Regions from separate parts of the Homo sapiens genome. Here all the other regions are linked to region 3. A link is a contact called in ENCODE Hi-C or POLR2A ChIA-PET data. All regions are on one chromosome and are shown on one strand. The core of a region is the stretch at or near the end of the contact, and the rest is flanking DNA. Distances in the headings are between cores, read along the strand shown. Region 1 has its middle 210 kb from the start of SLC24A2. Region 2 has its middle 190 kb from the start of SLC24A2. Region 3 has its middle 96 kb from the start of MIR4473.

The links. A loop is a pair of places that touch in the nucleus more often than their neighbours do. ChIA-PET counts read pairs that join two places held with the same protein, here RNA polymerase II (POLR2A). Pooled maps may share reads with other maps.
Region 1: a loop to region 3 is called in a pooled map, with 12 times the contacts of the local background. The contact joins two enhancer-like sites. A Hi-C loop is called at or near these places in 1 of 168 maps with a recorded cell type or tissue (naive thymus-derived CD4-positive, alpha-beta T cell), 1 of 37 single-sample maps with no recorded cell type and 9 of 50 pooled maps. POLR2A ChIA-PET finds 5 or more read pairs at or near these places in 2 of 52 experiments (activated CD4-positive, alpha-beta memory T cell and activated naive CD4-positive, alpha-beta T cell).
Region 2: a pooled map shows a loop between it and region 3 (4-fold over the local background). The contact joins two enhancer-like sites. A Hi-C loop is called at or near these places in 8 of 50 pooled maps. POLR2A ChIA-PET finds 5 or more read pairs at or near these places in 2 of 52 experiments (HEK293 and activated CD4-positive, alpha-beta T cell).

Annotation. Positions count from the first base shown.
Region 1 is chr9:19,997,820-20,000,593 of GRCh38, reverse strand. It overlaps a transcript of SLC24A2 not described here. Among named protein-coding and RNA genes, the nearest start is that of SLC24A2, 210 kb to the right of the region's middle. RefSeq lists an enhancer at 95-1,294. Within about 2 kb of position 1,378, at least 4 of the 41 ENCODE cell types and tissues checked have a DNase peak (open chromatin) inside an H3K27ac peak, as active enhancers do.
Region 2 is chr9:19,975,204-19,977,903 of GRCh38, reverse strand. It overlaps a transcript of SLC24A2 not described here. Among named protein-coding and RNA genes, the nearest start is that of SLC24A2, 190 kb to the right of the region's middle. Within about 2 kb of position 1,408, at least 2 of the 41 ENCODE cell types and tissues checked have a DNase peak (open chromatin) inside an H3K27ac peak, as active enhancers do.
Region 3 is chr9:20,313,645-20,316,427 of GRCh38, reverse strand. No RefSeq gene overlaps it. Among named protein-coding and RNA genes, the nearest start is that of MIR4473, 96 kb to the left of the region's middle. Within about 2 kb of position 1,292, at least 2 of the 41 ENCODE cell types and tissues checked have a DNase peak (open chromatin) inside an H3K27ac peak, as active enhancers do.

The DNA.
Region 1 (2,774 bases), core at 129-2,628, 320 kb after region 3:
TGAGCTCCTACAGCAGTTATTGTTTGTTGCCAGGTGGTCTATTCTCAGGGCCGTTTGTGTTCTGATGTTTCTCCCTTGTCCTCCAATGAGACTGGATAAACTTTTTGAAGATAGAGTTTATACCTATACAATGTTTATCAAGAACTGGCACAAAAGTCTCTGAAACTCCAGTTGAAGGTATGTTTTCACCCTCTGATGATTATAGGGCAGTCTGGATCCAACCTGCCTAGGTCAAATTCTGTCTCTGCTACTAACTAGCTGCATACTAGCTACTTGGGCAAGATTCCTCCAATTCCTTATCCATAAAATAGGGAACTGTTATGAGCAAAGTCCATGTAATATGCTTAGCACAGTTTCTGGCACCTAATGGTACTTCAAAAGGTGAAATAATAATGTTCATTAAGTGCCAACCATTTCCATACATACTAGTTTAAAATCTTTTAAAGTAGGAATTATTACCTCCATTTTACAGCTAGAAAAATAGTAAATCAGAGAAATGTGGTTTTTTAGTTGCAGATCGATCACAAAGTGAGCAGCAGCACAGGTCTGTGTAACCCCAAAGACTGAGACTCCAGCACAGGTCTGTGTAACCCCAAAGACTGCAGTCTCTGAACCTCTCCACACTGTCTTGAACATTCAGGCCATTAAGACCCTGAACTGGGGAACTCCTAGTCTAGCTCTTTAGTCACTTGGCAAAATTGCCACCAGTGACCCGGATGAAGAGGTTGAAAACAGGCCCCTTCTAGACTTTGATTCTCAGCCATGGGTGTTGACTGCTTTGTGCCTCCTGGGTCCCCCTGATGAAACTCTGTGACTCTGGCTCAGGATGACTGTAAGGCAGGACACAGGAGGTCAGCCCTGTAATTCCATAACTGCTCACTCACTGACTGCTTAGTGAGAAACCATGATGACAGCTGGGATCCTTTCCGTGATGAGTAATTACCCTGTCACACAAATCTATTTAGACCACATCCTTCTGGGGTACAACCACCAGTTGATTTAAAATGCAAACCTTTTGTAGCTCATTGCCATGAGGATGAAATATAGAGTTTACTCAGACTTTTCTTTGTTGGAGTATTTATTGTAAATCATTAGTTACTATGAGTTGCTACCCATACATCAAGCAATTCCTACCTAGCCCTGAGTGCTGAAAGAATTCTCTGTGCTTTTCTAGAAAAGGTACCATTTGTCCAAGAATATAATTACTGTATACTTTTTAAAAATCCCAAGCTCATATATTTGTGTAGAGAAACTCAGGCCCAAGGACACCCAATTAACTGGGAACACTCAGTGTGGTTTTCAATACAGGAACCACAAGTCTTCAGGGATGTTAATGAACATGGATAATAAATGCCTCACCTACTACTCAGGCTTCCAGCCAGGGAGGCGAAGGAGTGACAGGCAAAGCCGTGGCTCCCTGCTCCAAGTCTTGCACTAAACACTTTATATAGGTCTTTAATTCTCCCAATAGCCCCAGTGGGTAGGCATTAGCATCTTCATTTTACAGATGAACAAATTGGGGATCCCCATCTTACACCATGAAGCAGTGGAACCAAAACTCATACTGAAAATAATTGACTTTCCCAAGTCTCTCTGCTATATCACCACACACAAAGAGACTTGCAGCCCCAGCTAGCTTATTTCTGGCTTCTGCTGGTCTGATTCTTCTGTGGGTGGCTTTAGAACAAATAGGATGGCTGAGGTCCCCCATCATCAGGGCTGCCGTTGAACATGAAGGAGGAAAGCTGCTATGTATAGCAAGCATTTTTATCTTGCCACCAACAAAGATCAAGCACACAAAATCTGAATCCCCCCAGGGGTGGGAGAAGGAGTGAGTTTCTATTTCTCCCAGACCATTCTGTCCAGAGCACACAGCAATATGGGCAGACAATTAGTATGAACGGATTTGAGCAAAACAGCAAATCTGATTGATGCTGAAAGCACACCCATGTGGGAGCACACAAAGGGATGGAGAAGAGGGGTGGTCATAGGAAGCGGGGCCTGCTTAAAAATTCTAATCCTCATAAGCTTCTGAGGAAGCTGCTCTTTTCACTGGGCAGGTTTTTAATATTTATTGCTGGGGGCTGTTTTAATCCTAATGAAAATAGCATGTCCCTAGGAAAAGAAATGCTGGAGCTACAATGAATGAATGTGGCTCTGGCATTTAAAATGTCTCACAAGGCTCACAGAGGGTAGAGGTGACCCGGAAGTGAATCATTGACAGGCTTCAGGAAGTACTGCTGCCAGAAGGAAGTTGAGCTCAAAACAGGGTATGTGTGGGCGAGTTCAGGCTGAGTTAACCCCTGAATGGGTCTGAATGGAAGACCCATTTCTGAAGAGGGGCACACTCAGAGTTCATCTGCCAGAGTTTGAATCCTAGCCCTGCCATGTCTAAATCTCAATCTCCCATCTCTAAAATGGAGAAAATGATAATTACAGATTTTGTTGTTTCATTGTGAAGACCAATTGAGACAATGAATGTAAATTACTTACCACAGCTTCCGGCACAGAGTAAGTGCTAAATAGTGAGAGATGCATTATTATTAATATAATTTTTATTATTGTATGGCTTATCCTTAATAGTATTGGCTTTTTTCCCAAAAATATAAGGATGCCAGGTATGAACTAAGAGATAGTAACTAGGAGGGCCTATTGGAAAGAGCCAGAGAAAATTAATGCTGAATCTTCTATTGATAAAATTCTGATTCAAATCTGATTCAAACTGAGAAGGAAATAAGAGCTTCTCTTTTGCAGTGAGGGACACAGGCAAATTA
Region 2 (2,700 bases), core at 159-2,658, 340 kb after region 3:
CTTTTCTGGTCCAATTAGGGCATACGACTATTCTGTGGGGCTGGGAGCTCTGTGTCCAGAGCCCACCTGCCCTAGATTTCTCCTTCCTTCTCTGACCTTTTTATTCTAGGTGAAGTCTCTCCCTCTTCTTTCTAAATACCTTCAAATGCACCCCTCAGCTGAAGATCATTTGGTTTAGGCTTTTACAAAAGACAGGAGATACAATTGCCTTCAAATTGTTCCTGCTTTCTGCCCTATGAAAATCCCTGAAGCAGGAAATATCAAGAGTCCAGCTACTTGCCTGACACACATGGGAAAGGGAAAGATTCAGCAAGTCACGCCCAAGTTAATATTTCAGAAGAGTGTCCAGACTATTCTCTATACAAGGAACTTGTACCTATCTCTTCATCATCCCCTTCTGACCTTGCTGCAGAGAGAAAAGGCCATCATTCTCTCTAGCTCATGCTCCACGACCATCATCAATCAGCTATCTCAAGACCCCACTCTGGTTTTATTTCATTATTTTTCTCCTTTATCTCTATCTCAACTCCCACCATCCCAAGCCACCCACTCTAATATATTCAATACGCACTTCAGTTGTGAGTATTTCATTGAAATGTCTGTGCATTTTAAGCGCTTTTTATTTTTATGTAATTTCAAACATACAACATAGCAGCTAAAGCAGTACAAGGAGCTAACATGTACCCTTTATCCAGAATCACCAATTTCCATTTTGCCTGATGCAATTTATAATTCTCTCTTTCTCTGTCTCTCATACACACACACACACACACACACACACACACACACAAATATAGAAATGTTTTGTTTGAATCTACGTTCAAAGATGTCACAAAAACTTATTTTATGTGTAAAAAATACATATTGCATATATTTTTTCCTGACATGGCCAGCCTTTGTTGTGACTGTAGTTGGACTTTGCTGATCTTTATTGCACTTTTTAAAATATGTTCACTATGTTTATTTTCTTTTTTCATTTTCACAAACATTTATTGTTGCTGTATCTTCCAGACTAGGGCTCAGGGATCTGAGCATCTTTCATTCAGAGTTGTATTGAAATCAACAGACAAATAGCAGAATACTGGAACCAATGAGCATGTCCTGAAAGAGTACAGTTGTCCCTTGATATCCACAGGGAATTTGTTCCAGGACCCCTGCAGATACCAAAATCTGTGGACACTCAAATTTCTTATACCAAATGGTGGACTATTTGCATATAATGTACATATATCCTTCTCTATACGTTAAGTCATTTCTAGATTACTTATAATTATTAGTCTGTTTTCACACTGCTATAAAGAACTACCTAAGTCTAGGTAATTTATGAAGAAAAGAGGTTTGGTTGACTCATAGTTCTGCAGTCTTGACAGGAAACATGACTGGGAGGCCTCAGGAAATTTACAGTCACAGTAGAAGGTGGAGGGGAAGTAAGCATGTCCTACCATAGTGGAGCAGAAGAGAGAGAGTGAAGCAGGAAGTGCTACACTCAGAAAATTTCTAACAACCAGATCTCATGAGAACTCATTCACTATCATAAGAATAGCAAGGGGCATGTCTGCCCCCATGATTCAGTCACCTCCCACCAGGCCCCTCCTCCAACACATGGGGATTACAATTCAAGATGAGATTTGGGTGGGGATACAGAGACAAACCATATCAATACCTAATACAATATGAAAGCTATAACAATAATTGTTTTACTGTATTTTTTTTTAACTTGCACTGGGCTTAGTGGCTCATGCCTGTAATCCCAGGACTTTGGGAGGCTGAGGCAGGAAGATGGCTTGAGGCCAAAAGTTCAAGACCAGCCTGGGCAACATGGCAAGACTCTGTTACCGCAAAAAGTTAAAAATTTAAAAATTAGCTGGGTGTGGTGCCACGGGCCTGTGGTTCCAGCTGCTTGGGAGGATCGCTTGAGCCCAGGAGGTCATGTTCACACCAGTGCATTCCAATTTGGGTGATAGAACAAGATACTGTCTCAAAAAAACAAACAAACAAACAAAAACGTATGTTTATGGTCATATTGTTATTTTTTTTTCTAAATATTTTCAATCTGAAGTTGGTTGAATCTGAGGATGCAGGCCCACAGATATGGAGGGCCACCTATACAGGGTTAAAGCCAGGATAAGCCACAAAACAAAACAAAAGCAGAACATGGAAAAAAAAAAGTCTCCAACCCAAATGAGTCAAATGAAAAGTTGGAACCAGATTTAGAGATAAAGCAATCACAGAAATGGATATGTGTCATAATAATAAAGATAAACATAAATGAATCATCTGTTTTGGATGCCTACTATACGCCTGGCACTTTCTATCCTTGTACTAAACCCTGTAAGTTGAATATTTTTGTCTTCCTTTTGCAGATGAGGAAATAGAAGTGCAAAGAAGTTCCACAACTTAACCAAACTAAGAGGCAATGTAGCCACAACTCAGACACAGGTCCATCTGATTCCAAATCTCATTATTTCCCTTCAATTCCATGTTGCACGAGATGGACAAGAAGTATAGGGATGAACATGGAAGAATTCATGTAGCAGAGTTCAGGCACACTGGAGGATTTTTTTGAGATTGCCATAGTTTCTTTGGGGAAATAATTATATTTAAGAGGGGACATCAGAATATATAGTCAGTATGTCTAGGGAGTGTTAAAATGAAATTATTTATATGGAACAGGAAGTAAGGGAGCCCAAAAAAGCTAAG
Region 3 (2,783 bases), core at 43-2,542:
GAATGCAACAGCCATGGCAGATTATCTGGGGGAGCCTCTTACATCCAGCTCTCCCTCCCCTCCTCTCCACTACCACTTTGTGCTGCCCTAAGTACTCTGGTCACCCACATGTAATAGACATCCTCTCCCCTGCACATGGCTTTGCTTTGGGGAGAGGTATGGAAGCTGATCTCAAGCTTGATAGCGGTTGCTTTGGCCTCACCTTTATTCTTCTGTTACAATCAATAGGAGGTTGAGATTTACCATGTTTTCAGTGTCTGTATAGGTTTTGATGTTTTAATTGCAAAACAAAACAAAACAAAAAACTGACAACCTAGAAACCAGTCAACTTGGCTTAAAGAAACGAAAAAAAAAAAAAAAGAAAAAGGGCATAAATTCTAAGAACCCAGAAACATCTTACAAAATATAAAGGCACTAATGTAACTGTGCCTGTGGAGGGGATTAGAGCCAGAAACTGGAAGCCTTCTGTGACTCATTCTTCTCTTTTTTCTTTTAGAGGACTGGAGTTTTCTGCTGCTGCTCTGATTCACATCTCCCATATTTATGTCTCATATTTCCAGCCGCATAGAGGCTGACTTGGTTCAAGTTCAAGTTCCAAATTGCCCAAAGAAGAAAATCTGATTGGATCAGCTTGAGTCAGGTGTCCGCACCTAATCCAATCAATTGTGTTTATGGTGGTGGAGGGAGCACACAGGACCAGGATGGTTGCTGGGAGCCCACCCCTATGGAAAGGGAGATTTTAAAATATGAAGGGCAGAGGTTATTGTAGGGTTCATTCCCCAAGAAAAAAGGTGTGTTCTGGGTTGGATGCCTTCTGGGCTGAGGCTGGGGTAGGAATTGTGGCTCTAGGCCAGCCCCTGGCTCTCACCTCACAGTCAGGGCCTGCAGGGACTCACAGGTGGCCTTCACCAGAACTTACCATCTGGGTGTGCAACAGAAAGAGTAATGGGAGAATTCACTCTACCCTAGTTAAACCTGCAAATCAAACCTCCCACTTCACTAAATGATGTGTGTTCGTGTTATGTAATCTGTGGGTAATAATAGCTAACATTTACTGGACACCTACAACAGGCCAGTTGCTAAGTGTTCAGAACATTTTTCTAATGCTCATAATTCCACAAGATTGATTTTGTTATTCACTGTCATCTCTGCCCCCGCATCTTCCCCATTAACACACGTCCTAATCTCAAGCCACAATGTAAAATGACTATGATCTTCAACTTTCTGCTACGTAGTTGGTTTTTAACAGGTGATGCAGGAACATGGTTCAGGTATATGTAAGTCTCCTTCCCATCTCTGTGTTTCAACCACATCCTTCCTCCCCTAAAGGCAACCACTGTTGCTGGTTTCTTACATATACAAGCATAAATGTGTGTATCCTTTTGTTTTTCTGGAAGTGATAGATGACTTTTCACATTATTATAAAAATTGTAACACTGTGTCTTGGTGGTGGTTAGCACAGAGAGCAAATCTTTGAATGGCTTCTGCTGAAATATTGTAAGGAAATGTCATTATCTGTGAAACTACCACCTTATTGATGATAACTGAGGTTACTTCCACTCTTTTGCTAATATAAGCAAAGCTGCAGGAATATCTCTGTGGCTACAACTTTATGCACATGTGCCAACATATCTATAGAATAAATTCTCCAAAGTAGAATATCAGGGTAAAAGAGTGCATGTGCTAGGGCTGGGCGCGGTGGCTCACACCTGTGATCCCAGCACTTTGGAAGGCCCAGGCGGGTGGATCACGAGGTCGGGAGATTGAGATCATCCTGGTTAACACGGTGAAACCCCGTCTCTACTAAAAATATAAAAAATTAGCTGGGAATGGGTGGCAGGCGCCTGTAGTCCCAGCTACTCCAGAGGCTGAAGCAGGAGAATGGCGTGAACCCGGGAGGCGGAGCTTGCAGTGAGCCGAGATCGCTTCACTGTACTCCAGCTTGGTGAACAGAGAAAGACTCCATCTCAAAAAAAAAAAAAAAAAAAAAAAAATACATGTGCTATACATTTTTATATGAGTATTCAGTTGCTCTGCACTGAATCAATTTATAAGCCTAGCAACAATTCAAGTGAATAGCTGTTTCTACTCTCCCAATAGTGCTCCATTCAAGGATTTGATATTTGATAATTTGCAATATAAGAAATGTAGTTTATTTGCTTTCTTTTAAATGTCATTTTAAGTGTTTTAAATCCTTTTGGATTGTGTATGTGTCGGGGGAGTGTGTGCCACAGAGAAAGACATGTCCATCCAGGTCCTTTGCCCATTTTCCTGTTGTGTTTTTGGCCTTTTTCTAATTGATTTTTGGTGACTGTATATATTTAGAGAATGAGTCCTTTCTTACATGTATTACAAATGGTATCCCAGGTGTGTTGTCATTGTCTGTCTTAATTTTGTGTGTTTCTTGAAGGCAATTTTTAATTTTTGTAGAGTTGTATACATTTTATTCTTTATGGTTCCTGGGATTTTTTTTTTTCTCATACTTAGGTCTTTCCATTTCTAAGATTATAAAATATTTTTCCGTGTTTTTCTAGTGACTTACACCCATCAGGAATTTACTTTGGTCTGATGGATAAATTTAGTAATCCTGCTTTATTTTTTTCCTAAATGGCTACCTAGTTGTCTCAACACCATTTGCTTAACTATGTGTTTTTCACCACTGATACAAAATGCCACCTCTGTCATATTTTACATTCTCATATGTTTTGGAGTCTGCTTCTGGATTTTATTTTTTAAATCAGGCCCATGATGTTTTAATTACTCTAGCTTTATGTTATACCAGC